Linked DNA regions of Homo sapiens: region 2 is linked to region 1. A link is a contact called in ENCODE Hi-C or POLR2A ChIA-PET data. All regions are on one chromosome and are shown on one strand. Each heading gives the region's core, a stretch centred on a gene start or an enhancer-like site at or near the end of the contact. The rest is flanking DNA. Distances are from core to core; before and after follow the strand shown. Region 1 overlaps SFMBT2 (Scm like with four mbt domains 2). Region 2 overlaps SFMBT2 (Scm like with four mbt domains 2).

Region 1 (7,423 bases), core at 3,228-5,727:
GGCCGGGCGCGGTGGCTCACGCCTGTAATCCCAGCACTTTGGGAGGCCGAGGCGGGTGGATCACAAGATCAGCAGTTCAAGACCAGCCTGGCCAAGATGGTGAAACCCCTTCTCTACTAAAAACACAAAAATTAGCCAGGTGTGGTGGTGGGTGCTTGTAATCCCAGCTACTCGGGAGGCTGTGGCAGATAATTGCTCAAACCCGTGAGGCAGAGGTTGCAGTGAGGTGGAGGTTGCAGTGAGCCGAGATCTCCCCACTGCACTCCAGCCTGGGTGACAGAGCAAGACTCCATCTCAAAAAAAAAAAAAAAGAAAGAAAGAAACTCAAGACACTGAAGATACTGGTTGCCTCCACTTGTATTCCCAAGCAAAGAATACGAATTATTTTCAATAAGCAATCTCAATATATCCTATTTTTTGTTGTTGTTGTTTTTTTTTTTGTGATGGAGTCTCACTCTGTTACCCAGGCTGAAGTGCAGTGGCATGATCTCGGCTCACTGCAACCTGTGCCTCCTGGGTTCAAGCAATTCTCCTGCCTCAGCCTCCTGAGTAGCTGGGACTACAGGCGCCCGCCACCATGCCTGGCTAATTTTTATTTTTCATAGAGACGAGGTTGCACCATATTGGCCGGGCTGGTCTCGAACTCCTGACCTTATGATCCACCCACCTCAGCATCCCAAAGTGCTGGGATTACAGACATGAGCCACCCCGCCCAGCCCTATATATATATATATATATTTAAGATGGGAGGGTGACAGTTAAGCAAAAAAGCAGCTGTGCTTCTTGGGTCCCAGAGACTGACCCGTGACCTTCCCATATCCTGCTGACCATCAGTGGCAGGTCCCCTTCTTTCTTAAGACAGCTGTTTCATTCTATAAAGACTGAAAATTCTTTCCAGCCACTTTCAAAGAGGTTCTTCGAGTTCTTCCACCTGCCCTTTCTCCTGCCCTTCTCTCTAAAGCTCCCCTCCAGCTAAATGGCTCCTGCATCAAAGATTTCTAGACAGGACCAGAGCCGACTTTCTTCTGAACCTTTCTGAATACAACAGAACACATCTCACAAACAAGGTAATGTAATGTGAGTTTCTCTACAATTAAGAAAACCCTCCACTTTGAGCGTAGTTTCTCTGGAGCTGTCTGGATCAAAGCCTCATATTACTGTAGAAGAATTAGCCTCAAGACACGTCAAACGGAGAAGTTTCTTAACAGGACAAAGGGCCTGGAACTGGAGAAGAGGGTATCTGGGTTTAAGACCCAGCTCTCCCAGTAATGGGAGGGAGCCAGGAAAAAGTAGATTAAATCTTCTGTGCCCCACTTTCCTCATCTACAAATTCACAAAATAAAAAGAAAAGCGTCTGGGTGCGGTGGCTCACACCCATAATCCCAGCACTTTGGGAGGCTGAGGCAGAGGCAGATCATGAGGTCAGGAGTTTGAGAACAGCCTGACCAACATCGTAAAACCTTGTCTCTACTACAAATACAAAAATTAGGCGGGAGTGGTGGTGCATGCCTGTAATCCCAGCTACTCAGGAGGCTGAGGCAGGAGAATTGCTTGAACCCGGAGGCGGAGATTGCTGTGAGCCAACATCACACCACTGCACTCCAGCCTGGGCAACAGAGCAAGACTCTGTCTCTCAAAACACGAAATAAAAATAAATAAAATAAAGTAAATAAAGAGAAAAGCTTTTAGATCCCTCTGCTGTCACATTCTATGATTCAGAACCACCATCACTAATTATTTTACTGTTGCTACTAAGGATTTTTTTCCCCCAACTCTCTGTGGTTAATTCCCTTCTCTGCTCCTAAAAGAAAAGTGTAACGTGGCTGGATGACGAGCAGTTACCTAACAAGGCATTCCTCTAAGAAGACTCACGACTCCATCTGTGAAGACACATCTCTGTAACACAATGATCCCATCTGTCTGGGGTTTTGGAAGACGGACTTTGTTAAAGTCAAGATCTCCTTCTGTTCCACTATCTCTTCCTGGACCTCTGCTATTTCCTGAGTTAATTTCAAGAGTGAAGAAAACTAGATGAGATCCCTGGGGTGGGGAGGAGGGAAATGAGAGAAAACTATATAGAAAAATAGCAAAGCATTTTCTGACACAGCCTGGCATGTGGGTAATCTTTATGGTCCATACATGTTCAGATAAAACTTTCCCACCTGGAAGTCACCGCTATTCCCTACACAAAGACATTAAGCTGGGCTTTCTATAACTAACTTCTAATGAGCTTCAACCCACTCTCTAAAATGTCATGCCTCGTGTTTTCTTGGACGTACATTCAGGCCTTCTATCTATTCACCCAGTCCTCCACACTCTGTCTATGGAGAGCCATTTCTAATCTGATAATTTCTAGATAAAATCAAGTCTTGCTGGCTATGTTGTAAGCAACAGTTAATTATTCCGTCCCTAGAACAATGTTGCTCATTTCCCTGACATTCCAACAGCTTAGACTCCTCTGTCCCCTCCTCCTCCTCCTCTTCGGGACCTTTACTCACTTCATCATTTCAAATTCTTTTCCTTTGGGCTGATAATGAGCTGTCTTTGTAAGGCAGTTTTGTGACAGCTCAGAAAATAACTGCGACATAAAAACAAATTGCTGTGGATGGTATAATAGAGATGACAGGGTCAATTATACTCATTAATCAACAAAGACAGAACAAGACGTACTAAGGCTTAACTGTGGCCAGGAAAACACATTTTAAACCTGGAGGGAGGGAGGAAAACAGCAGAGGGGAGAAGAAAATGAAAGGAAATAAAACCCCTTAGGCAATTAAACTTTGCAGCAAGCTTCCCTGAGAGACTGTTGAACCACAACCATTAGACTTATTTAAGCTTTTATTAGTGTTTATTCTGAATGAAGTTTCAACCCTTACAGGTCCAAAAGGGAAGAGGTTGATGACCCATTTCCCTCGGATACAAACTAATTGACATAAAACAGCTCTATTTGCACACATCATTATTGGCAGTGTAAATGGACAATTCTTTGGAAAAACTATTTGGCATTAAAAAAAAACTCCTACCCTTTGACGCAACCATTTCACTTCTGGGAACTTATCCCATAAAAATGACCCTAAAAACTGAAAAAGGTGTTATACATGAAGACACTTACGGCATTATGACTGGTAACACTGGAGGAAAAAAAATGAAATAACCTTCTGTGCAGTAATAGAAAATGAGATGAGACTTCTCCAAGTCTGTAGAATGCCACACAGGCATGAAACGGCACGTAGTTTTAAAAAATTCATAAAAAATAACTGCTATGGCTTTAGATGAAAAGACTGCTATAAACATATACAGAATTATTAGATTCATATAAAATATGCAAAGATGAAGACCAGAGAAAATGTACAAAAACCTTAATAATAAATATTACAATAATTGTTGGGTGGTGGGACTCTTGGCTACTTTCTTCTTTGACCTCTTTGTATTTTTCCAAGTTTTTAATAATGATCACAAAATTATTTCATTAATAAAAAATTATTTGAAAACACAGAATCTTTGCCCTATTTTAAATGGTAATTAAGGCATTGGTCGATCAATCCAGAGTCCACTCAGCACATGAAATACACCATGACTGCCTCCCCTCAGCCTTCCTCCAGCTTTGCCAGTAGAATCCTGACTTTATCCAGTTCCTGGAGGAAGTGAATCAGGACCATCTTGAGATGCTCATGGTAGCCATATGCCCTTTTCAGGAGGCTTAAGATGGGTAGGAGAAGGGTTTACAGAAAAAAATTCTCTCTCTAACAAAAGAGACATGCAGGAATAAAAACTCCTCTTCTATCCTGGGTGGCTACGAAAAATACATATACAATCTTAATAAAAAATAAAAATAGCAAAGGAATACCATGTTTGCTATCTACCTGGCTGGCAGAATGAAAAACAACACTAAGAATCCACCATTCTAAAGGCTGTTAGGAAGCAGGCGTTTTTATGTGTTTGTGGTGGGAGTGGAACTTTAAAAAACCACTGTAGATGTCAATTTGGTAACGTGTCAAAATCCTCAGGCTCCAGCGACTACTGGGAGTAACAGACACACAGCCTGACACCGATAACACAGTGAGGTAAAAGCAAGGATGGAGGGACACTCAGAGAGTGAGGGAAGAAGGCTCTGAAGATCTCACTACTGCAGAGCAAACAGCTCCATAGAGAGATCTTCCTCACCCCAGAGAATGTTTACTCTATTAAATGTTAGAAGAGCATGTGTAAATAGCAAGCTTATTTAGTTTTCAGTTCCACCTCCCTTGGAAAGGAAAAGTGATACAATCATCTTCAAAGTCAGCAAATACCAGGACCCAGATATGTGCATAAATGTTGATGCAACAGAACCTAAGTTCTAAGAACAGGTTCTCAGTCCTTTCTGAGAAAGTTTCACAACTCACAGAGCAGCACTTCGGGGCATTTTTGCAATGCCTTACTCTTCCAATTGACAGCTGATCTTTCTCCTTTCAAGCCCAAGTTTTTGTTGTTTTTGAGGCAACCAACATTCCTTGAACACCCACTAAAGCCAGGGGCTCTGTGGCAACCCTTCAGGGGATGAATGTCCCATGGCCCTGGCAGGGAGGCAAGATTGCACAGACCTCAGCTGGCAGAACCTGTCCCAGGAGCCAGTCTGTCTATTCCAGAAAACAACTTTCTCAACATTGCCTCCACCTGTTTCACAAAGGAGTTTGTGTACATTGCAGGCTTACAGGCAGGACAGCAAACATCAGCGACTGACTAAAGCATTTGTTCTTGTCGATGCTGTTTGCTAAAAAACTACAACCTCCCTCTTGAAATCTTCTAGCTACCTCCACAGTCTTGGGTGATGTTCAGTTTCAAGCCTTCCTTGATACTGGTCTTTAAAAGTGACACTTTCATTCATTCCCAATTGAATTACTCTGTGTTTTTACGTTCATGGAACAGTGCAGGAAAAAAACAAACAAACAAACAGAAAATAAGGAAGAGAAACAAAGAAGACAATAATATAAGCACTAGCCCTACCGCCTTCCTTATCTTTTAAAACATTATGTTGAGAAGTATTTCATCTTGGTCATGGTATGACACTTAATATACTTCTCTGCTGAGGGAATGTTCTACATGTTATTCTGAATTATAAACACAATGTTACGGGACACAGGTATGTGCCCAGGATGGGGTCTAACATCATATAAATATCAGCTGTCAATGGCAAAAATATCTTACAGATCCTGAAGAATGAAGTGAATTTAAGGATAACATAAAAGGTTCTTCTTAGTTTTCAACAATCAGAAGTATTTTCAGATATTAAAAATGACCTAGAGAGTTTTACTATACCAACTCTTTTCAATCAAAAGTGACCGTTTTGCTCAAGAATGAATCAGAAAGCTAGAAATGAGACTTGCTTCCAAGTCCAGTAGCCGGGCGGGACGATCTGACAGTCTCCCTACAGATATCAGATGAAATATAATTTTGAAAAATTACATAGCCCAAGTCAAAAGAGAAGAAAATCTCCAGACACCAAAAAAAAAGTAAAAAATAAAAAACCAAAACCTGAAAGAGCCCTGAAAGCCAGAGCTGAGCAGTGAGCAGCTCACAGAGGGCAGACAACAGCCTGGTTCAAGGGAGATGAGCAGGAGGACCCGAGGCTACTATCTACAGCTGGCCCCAGGCAGCAGCCCAGTCTATGAAAATAGAACCAGACAAACTAAGCTGACTGGATCAGAGAGGCAGCAGAGATGGGCTACCTACCTGGGGTTCTGAAGAAGAAAAAAGGAGATCATGCACTTCCCCAGGCCAGTGGCACACACGGATGTGGGGTCCAGCTTTCCAATTCCGTGGGACACAGACTGAGAAATTAATATCAAATTCAGCCACTCATTCCTTGAATAATCAGGGACACCCTCATGGACCAGACATTGTTTTTGGTGCTGGGGATGCAGCAGTGAACAAAAGAGATTAAAAAAATACCCTTGACCCTATGAAGTTTATTTCCTAGTGGATGGATAGAGACAGTAACAAATAAATAGAGATGACTTCAATCCAGGGCACATGGAACTGCCACATAAATAACAACCACCACTGAAATTAGTTCATAATCAACAATCACAAACCACATAAGGAAACTAACCAACTTGAGGGAGGGCAGAGAAATGAACTTTAATGCAAAATGCCTTATCAGGAAAAAAGAGTGCTTCCGCCAGTCTAATGATCCTGAATCTGAACACCTTAACACAACTTCAAACACACACACTCACACCACACACTACATACCACACACACACACACGCAACCACACAGCACACACATACAGACACATACCACACAGACGTACCACACATACACATCACATATTAGATACACACACACACCCCACATACACACCCTGCACAAACATATCCATCACAAAAACAAAGAGAAGCTAACAAATCCTCAATCTCAAAATGATATTTTAAAGTACCATTTGGAAATTTACAGAACAACAGATAAAAATACAGTGAGGATATAGAATATCTGAATACTTCAATAAATAAACTTGACCTGACCAACTGATGTGGCAATAAATCTGAAAATACAGCTGAAACAGACAATACTGTAAAATACATGTACATTACCAAAACTATCTCACAAATGGTTACCCTGACTAAACTTATATCCACGAAAGGAAATAAATTCACACTCAATAAAACACCAACAACATCAACAGCTCCAGATAGGTTTATAAGACAGTTTTCCCAAACTGTCAAGTATCACAAAAGTCATATCTTACACAAACTGTTTTTGAGACAGTTTAGAAAGGTAGCTAGATATGACATAAATATACAAAATTAGTGGTACTCTCTTATACCAGCTGACAGCCAATAAGAAATGAAAAGAAATCCCATTCACCACAGCAAGCAGAAGGATAAGGTACCTAGGAAATATTCCAAGAAAAGATTGCAAGCTATAAAAAGATAATATAAGAAAATATCAATTTTTCTAAGTCTATAAATTCAACACAATGCCGAAATCCAATGGGACTCTTTATAGAACCTTACAAACCAATGCTAAAATTAATGTACAAGAATGGCCTGCCAAAAATAACCAAAAATTTTGAACAAAAATAAAGAAAAAGTGACTCAACAATAGATATCAAGACTATATTATTATAAAGTAATAACAATTTGTTCAGGGCTATACAAACAGACTGAAGAGGCAGAATAAAAAAGAACAGGGTTAAGAGTCACACCCACAAAGGGATGGATCCATGACAGTGGTGGCATTATAAATCAAAGAGGAAACAGCAGACCATTCAACAAACGATGCAGAGACAAGTGGGGAAATGAAAAACTTCAATTCAATTCAAGCAAGAAAAATAAGATAGTTTTCCTTCCTCATGCCAATACAAAAATCAATGTCAAGTAGGTTACAGAGCTAAACATGGAAAAGTAAAACTGCAAGTTTTAAAGAAAACACATCAGTAGGA
Region 2 (7,423 bases), core at 2,340-4,839, 72 kb after region 1:
TTCAACATCATAAATCAGGTTGTTATTAAAGGAAAACTGTTGAGAAAGAACAAAAATTATGACATACCTTTCCCTCCTCAGTTTAGGTGGAGCTGAGGAGTCCCCGCGCCTAAAATACAAGCTGCATTTGGTTTGTAAGCACCAGTAGGAATGAAAGGAGGTGTATTTGAATAACTGACTCCCTCACTCTCTCTCTCTTTTTCTTTCTTATCAATAACAGAACAGGAAATTTAGAATAAGTAAAGTTCCTAAGGTTTTGTCTTCTATGATTCTTCAAATAGACAAATCAAAAACACTATATCATAAAACATTTCAATAAAAACTTTGCAAAAGGGTTACAATGTTAAAAAAAAAAAAATGCTGCACCTGTAGCTGTCAATAAGTCATTCTGAGGCTGACTGTAAGTTCTGCCTGCTTTATTTCATAACCAGAATGCATTTGGATTATTGCATGTGGCAGTTCTTGAAAAAGTCAGTTGTAAACAGACCCTGAACAAATTCCCTGAATTCTTCTTCTATCAATTACCTGAGATCAAATTATGTTTGTGAAAAATGAAGCTTTACTACTAGCAATTATTTTTAAGCAATGAAATGTAGCAGATATTAACTTATGGTTTTCTTCCTGTTAACACTAAGACTGTATTAGATGAAATTTATAGTTGTTTAACAAAACAAAAACTATTATGTCAGCCTTAGAAGCAGTAATTCATCAATTTATGTAGAGCAAACAATTCATGCCAGATGAGTACAGAGAAATAAATTTCCTACTCACTTTGCAACCATTATTCTTTCCACCACGGAAAGATGGGGTAATCCGAGACTAAAAAGAGAGAGAGAGAGAGACAGAGAGACAGAAAAAGAGAAAGAAAGGGTGGTGTAATAAAATAGGGCCTTATTTAGACACTAAATATAACCACAACCTAGAGTTCACTTATCCAATAACCATAAGCTCTTGATGATTTCTGTCAGTATATCCAGTATTTCAATAACCCCAATAAAATAAATTACTGAGATTTAAAACCAGTCCGAAATGCCCCTTTCAATAACCACTCCTCATCAAAATTCTTATTTCTTTAGAATATTTTCTGCCGGAAGAGAAAGGGAGAAGCAATATTTCATTACCATTTTAGAATGATTTTGTAAGCAGGGATATAAATGTAGTCACACATATTTATGCCAGATAGGAGCTTATCTTGCTTGACCACATAAAAAGTTAGGTTACATGGAGTGGAGAAGATCAAAGATTATTTCATTGTTCTTTCCTCTCATTTCCCTTCCTGCATGTTACTAAGGATCCTGCGACACCCGACAGAAGGTGCTGGCCGAAAGGCAGGAGCCCACGATAAATGAAGTGCTCTCTGCATGGGCGAGGTGGGCCACGGAGATGGGTCTTCAGCACAGGGAGCAGAGAAACAGAATGAACCCAAGCAAATCACTCACTGACATGGTTTGGCTATGTCCCCACCCAAATCTCATCTTGAACTGTAGCTCCCACAATTCACTTGTGTCTTGGGAGGGACCCACTGGGAGGTAACTGAATCGTGGGGTGGGTCTTTCCCATGCTGTTCTTGTGACAGGGAGTAAGTCTCACCAGATCTGATGGTTTCATAAAGGGGAGTTCCCCTGCACACACTCTCTTGCCCGTCACCATACAAGACATACCTTTGTTCCCCTTTGACTTCCGCCATGATTGTGAGGCCTCCCCAGCCATGTGGAACTGTGAGTCCATTAAACCTCTTTTTTTATATACAAATTACCCAGTCTTGGGTCTTTCTTCATAGCAGAGTGAAAATGGACTAATACACGTACTAAGGGGCTTGGTTTTCTCAATATGGTTACAAGGAGTCCCTAACTTAACAAACGGGTTATGTTCCAAGGGACCTTTAACAAATCAGTGTCAGAACTCCCAAACTCATTTGAGTAACAGCAATAGCTCAGTGAGGAATGGCTGTCCAGGCCCTTAGACTTTACAGATATGAAATATACTGAATACGATTTAACTATGCCTAAATATCCTATCGATGCCGTCCATCAGAGAGAGAAATTCTAACTCCAAAGATTCATGTCAAAAACAAATTCAGGAAAGGAGAAGGAAATCTCTTGTCTGGACAGAGAAGAGGGACAAACACCACCGGGTACCAAAGTACTACTAAATCTACATTTGGAATAAGACAGGTCCCACCCTGTGCCTAAAGGAGACAGCTCTCCATGTCAGTCACCTCCTAATTACGTGAGAAGAAACAGGACAGTTGCACCCCTGGGAGGACAGGCTCCAGAAACAGCATGGCAGGAGGACCAACAGAGTTATCTTCCTCCCTTTTCTTTTCAGGAGTGACAACAGGAGCATCAGCTCCTAGCTCAGAGTCCCTCTCCTTCTACAGAAAGAGCGCCTGTGTTCATTAGTAAAGTATTAAAGTGGAAGTTCTTTTAGCAAAACTGTGAAAAAAGGCATTGCAAAAAAATTCTACCCATGCTGCTTACTCGGGTAATTACTGAATCTCAAAAATAAACCTTCAAGGATCAACCTACAATTAGGGAGGCGACATCACCTGCAATCGTCTTCTTTCCACGTGCAAAGTACTTGGCATGATGATTAAATGACAGGCTATCAGCATTGAAGCCAGTGTGCTAGATTCTATAAATGATATTTAGGTTCTTTTACAGAAGCTTTTTCCATACATGAACAATAACTCAGCAGTGTCTCCCTCCCCGAGTTCCTGTATCCTGTCATTAATTAAGTACCTGTGGGTCCTCCACTATATTATAAACTCCTGTGAGAAACAGGGATGATATTTTATTGGGCCCACCTCCAGCCCCCTAGCAAGCTGTCTCTGACTTGCGTAGTATTCAGCAAGCATTGAACAAGAAAATAAATTGCACCATTATGGTAGGCATGATGCAAGGAAACAGGAAAATTGATCCCTGTCTAGCCAGGAAGGAAGATCATCCAGACAGAGTGAAATCAACGGGAAAACCAGATACCTAACTGGCAGTCTGGGGCAGCCTTATCAATACTGCACCATTGACTTAGCAAAGGTCTACCCTTTCGGGAGACTCAAATTTTCTAGAAGAATGCAGGAGAGGCAAGGCGACAAAAGTAGAAATGGCACTGGACTGAACTGGTTATGTTCCAATTTCTGCACGTTTTGTGACTCCAGTGAAATCACTTAACCTTTCCAAATCCCTCTTTCCTCATTCAGAACACAGCAGGAACAGTGTGGGGAAGTAAAACAAAACCATCTCTATGGGTTGCCCCAATTACTGGAACACGATTCAAAGCAGAGTCTGAAAGAAATTAGCCTTCAGTGTTACACATATTTGATATAGCTCATTTATTTACTAAACTCTAAGTATTTCAGATCAACTTAAAATGGACTCGTTTTCCAACTGACTTAGAAAGGCAGCCTTTCATTAAGCCATACCTGTACCTTAATGTTGCAAAGATTCAATTTATGTTCATAGGGGTCAAAAAGAAGCCATTAACCATGCCCCAGTCAATGACAAGTGTGTGGAGTCAGTCTTCAGTTAGAGGCACACACAGAGTGCTCTCCGGCAGGCTTCAGTGAACTGTGCGTGGCTTTCAGGCCAAACTCCACCCACCCCCGGCACTTGCCTGTGTTTGCAAGGCTCAGAAGCCAAGAGTGTTTTTCACATTTTTAAATGGTTGGAAAAGTCAATATTTCATGACATATGAAAATTATATGAAATTCAAATTTTTGTGTCCGTAAATAAAGTTTATTGGAGCACAGCCACGTCATTCATTTATGTATTGCTCACGGCTGCTCTCGTGCCACAACAGTGAACTGAGTAGCGGCAACAGGAACCAGATGGCCCACAAAGCCCAAAATATTTACTCTGTGGCCTTTTACAGAAAAAGTTCGCTAACCCCCGCTGTAGAGTTTCCAGAAGAAGCAGGTATTCTAAGAGTAGGATACAATGGATCAGATAATATCTATAATTCATCAAATCAAGGATGCTTTAAAAGAATTAATAATAATCATCTACAAATATAATATATGCCACAAATAGCAACTAAAAAAAAAATGATACAGAAGATGAAGCCAAGAAAAGGGGGGAAAAAAAAGAGGAAGGAAAGAGAAAATGATATGACAAATGACAAAGAGGAAAAGAGAAAACATTGTCCCTACTCCAGGATGCTCTGTGCAATGCTAGCAACTTCTAGATTATCAATAAGTGTGTTACTATACTGGCTGAAGTTAAAAATGCATGTCATTTACATTGCATATGGGGAGAGAGGAAACAGCTAAAATTACCAAGCCACCATCCTCATGCCAAAGCATCCCTGATAACCATGGGGTAGAAAATATGGCATACCTTAGGGCAAAATGTCCTTTAAGTCTCACTATTGATACAAAAATATTCATGCAAACAGCACTTAGAAAAATATAAATTTTAAAAGATACCATTTACATAAGCTTCAAAACACATAGAATATATAAGAATAAATCTTCTAAAAGGTAGAAAACTATTACACAGAAAACTACAATGTTTTATAAAAATACATAAAAGAAGATGTAAACAAAGGAAATACATACCATGTTCATGGATTAGAGAACTCAGTATTATAAAGATGTACATTTTCCTTAAAACGATTTAGTCGACCCTATTCCAATCCAAATCCCAACAGATTTCTTTTGTAGAACTAGATAACCCAATTCTAAAAATTATATGGAAGTAAAGTGTCCCAAGGAGAGCCAAAACACTCTTCAAGAACACCAACAAACTAGGGACCCTGCCATACAGATGACAAAAGCAGTCATACATAAACAACTTTAAAGATACAGTATAGATAAAGAGACTAGACAAACTAGTGAAATGAAATAGAGAAGTCAAACAAATAGACAAATCCAATTAATGGTTAGAACTGGCTCCATACATCAGTAGGGGGAGAACAGACTCTCTGATAAATAGTTCTAGGACAACTGGTTTATCCGTATGGAGAAAAAAGAAATTAGTCTTCTGCTATATGCACTGCCTGAAAATCAATTCCAGTTGAACTAAGGACTTACATGGGAAAGGCAAAACTACAAAGCTGTTGGAGAACAAGAATATAGAATACATTTTTGCTATCCATGTGGAAGAGGAAAAGATTTCTTACTGGAGACACAGAAAGCATAAAAGATCAATAAAATCAGCTTAGTAAAATTAAGAATTTCCATCCACTAAGAAGTCATTAAAAAGAAAACTACAAGCCACAAACTATTAAAAGCAAGAATTTCTGCTATAATATCACATATCTGTTCCTGAAAAGTGTCCCATTTTGCAAATATGAGTGCTGAAAATAAGACAGCTTATTAAAACTAAGGTTTAGGGAAGAATTCTCAAAGCCACATAACTTACAAAAATAGTAATAATCCTAACATCCTCACCATAACATTAGCATGTAAGCCAGGTGCAGCAGCTCGTGCCTATAGTGCCTGAGACTCAGGAGGCTGAAGCAGAAGGACTCCTTCAGTCCAGGAGTTTGAGACCAGCCCAGGCAACAGAGCAAGACTCCATCTCTATAAAAACATTTTTTTTAAATTAGCCAGGCCTGGTGGTACACGCCTCTAGTCCCAGCTTCTTGAGAGGCTGATGCCATAGGATCATTTTCAGCCCAGGAAGTAGAGGCTGCAATGAGCTATAATTGCACCACTGCACTCTCCAGAGCGATGGAGAGAGAGACCCCATCTCAAAAAACAAACAAACAACAACAAAAATTTAGCACCTATTAAAAGGCATGTTACATACCTAATAAATACTACAATAAATTTAGACCTTTTCCTTAAAAAAAAAATTGAAAGGTGGAGGTCACTTGATGGAGAGAAATATAAGGAAGGGTTGAAAATGCTACATTAATGGGGCCAAGGACAAATGTCCAAGGATGCTGGAGATGGGGACATAAAACTTCCAAGAAAAAGCACATGACCCAAGGTCACCAACAGAAAGAATGTAAGGTGAATGGCAATGTGATAGTCCTGGCTCCCCTGCAGCTCTCTCATTTCAGCTGTGCTAAGGTAGCTGGTGATCAGCGGCTATTACTTGATGTAAAACATTAACGTGCTGGGGAAGCTACCGGGAAAGTGGGCCCACTTTTACATTATGCAGACATGAATGCTGTACTTACCAGTTACACATGAACTCTCTCACACTACAGAAGCCTGCACAGTAAACAATCAACTGATTCTGCAACACATAACTAATGCCGGATCAATAAAGAACTACAGACCAGTAGAAAGAAGAAAAATGAGCAAAGACACTTACGCACTTCCCAGAAATGGATATCCAAATGGCTAGAAAACATGTGAAAGGATCCTCAAGTTCAATGGTCATGACAGTTAATTTTATGTGTCAACTTGACTGGACCACGAGGTGCCCAGATATTTGGCCAAACATTATTCTGGGTGCATCCGCGAGGGTGTTTCCGAAAGAGGCTAACATTTGAAATTGTAGACTGAGTAAAGTGGACAGCCCTCCGTCATGTGGATAGACCTCATCTAATCAGTTGAAGAACTGCATAGAACAAAGGGCTAACCTTATTCCTGCAAGGAAGGGGGACCTTCTCCTGCCTGAATGCTGGAGCAAGACGTCGGTCTTTGTCACTGTTATGAAGCGGCTGTGTAAACATTTGTGGACTGACCAATATCTGTTCACATAATCCATGTCAGAGATTGATGGTCTCATCAGCCAGGTACACATTGTCCAGGTCTGCTGCCTCTCAGTTAAAGCCACAGGGCTGATTCTCACCCGTGAAAAGTGAAGCTGTGCTTTCTCCAAGCTCTTTCTTTCCTATCTCCAGCTGAATGCAGAGGAGGACGAGGCCTGACAAAGATGGCAGGGCCCCAGGATAGAAGATAGCTGGCACATGGAACGGGGGTGTATAGGAAAAGCTGTCTGTCCCTCACATTGGACTGTGACAGGATCAACAAAATTAAACATCACAGCATCAGGCCCTGAGATGTGCTGACCTGTCGCAGCAGCTACTGAGGCACCCTGAACCTGCCCTTGTTACTTACCCTACTACATTTTTATAAGGGAACATATATGCTCGCCTTACTCTCATGTTAAAATAGTAATTCAGTAAATGTCCTACGCATAGCCTCTTACATCCATAATAATCCTTTCAAGAAAGGAGGAGGAGGAGGTGGGTGTCTGTAACAATGAAAAACCAAAGACAATTCAGCCAGAAAAACCAGTAAAGACCAAAAGACCTAAATATGCCCTTAGTAAGCCCAGAGATGGCTCCAGTCTAGACCAGGGTTTTTTAATAGTATCAGCACTATTGACACTCTGGACCACATCACTCTGTGTTGTAGGGGACAGCGCTGTATTCTGCAGATGTTTAGCAGTACCCCGGGTCCTACACACTAATGCCAATAATACTGCCTCCAGTTGTGGCAACAAAACTTGTCTCCAGATATTGC

The links. A loop is a pair of places that touch in the nucleus more often than their neighbours do. ChIA-PET counts read pairs that join two places held with the same protein, here RNA polymerase II (POLR2A). Pooled maps may share reads with other maps.
Region 2: a map of aorta shows a loop between it and region 1 (2.5-fold over the local background). The contact joins two enhancer-like sites. A Hi-C loop is called at or near these places in 1 of 168 maps with a recorded cell type or tissue (aorta) and 4 of 50 pooled maps. POLR2A ChIA-PET finds 5 or more read pairs at or near these places in 1 of 52 experiments (MCF 10A).

The regions. Positions count from the first base shown.
Region 1 is chr10:7,229,299-7,236,721 of GRCh38, forward strand. The region is part of intron 9 of SFMBT2 (Scm like with four mbt domains 2); the gene reads right to left. Among named protein-coding and RNA genes, the nearest start is that of SNORD129, 46 kb to the left of the region's middle. Within about 2 kb of position 4,478, at least 2 of the 41 ENCODE cell types and tissues checked have a DNase peak (open chromatin) inside an H3K27ac peak, as active enhancers do.
Region 2 is chr10:7,302,667-7,310,089 of GRCh38, forward strand. All of the region lies in intron 4 of SFMBT2 (Scm like with four mbt domains 2), which reads right to left. Among named protein-coding and RNA genes, the nearest start is that of SFMBT2, 100 kb to the right of the region's middle. Within about 2 kb of position 3,590, at least 5 of the 41 ENCODE cell types and tissues checked have a DNase peak (open chromatin) inside an H3K27ac peak, as active enhancers do.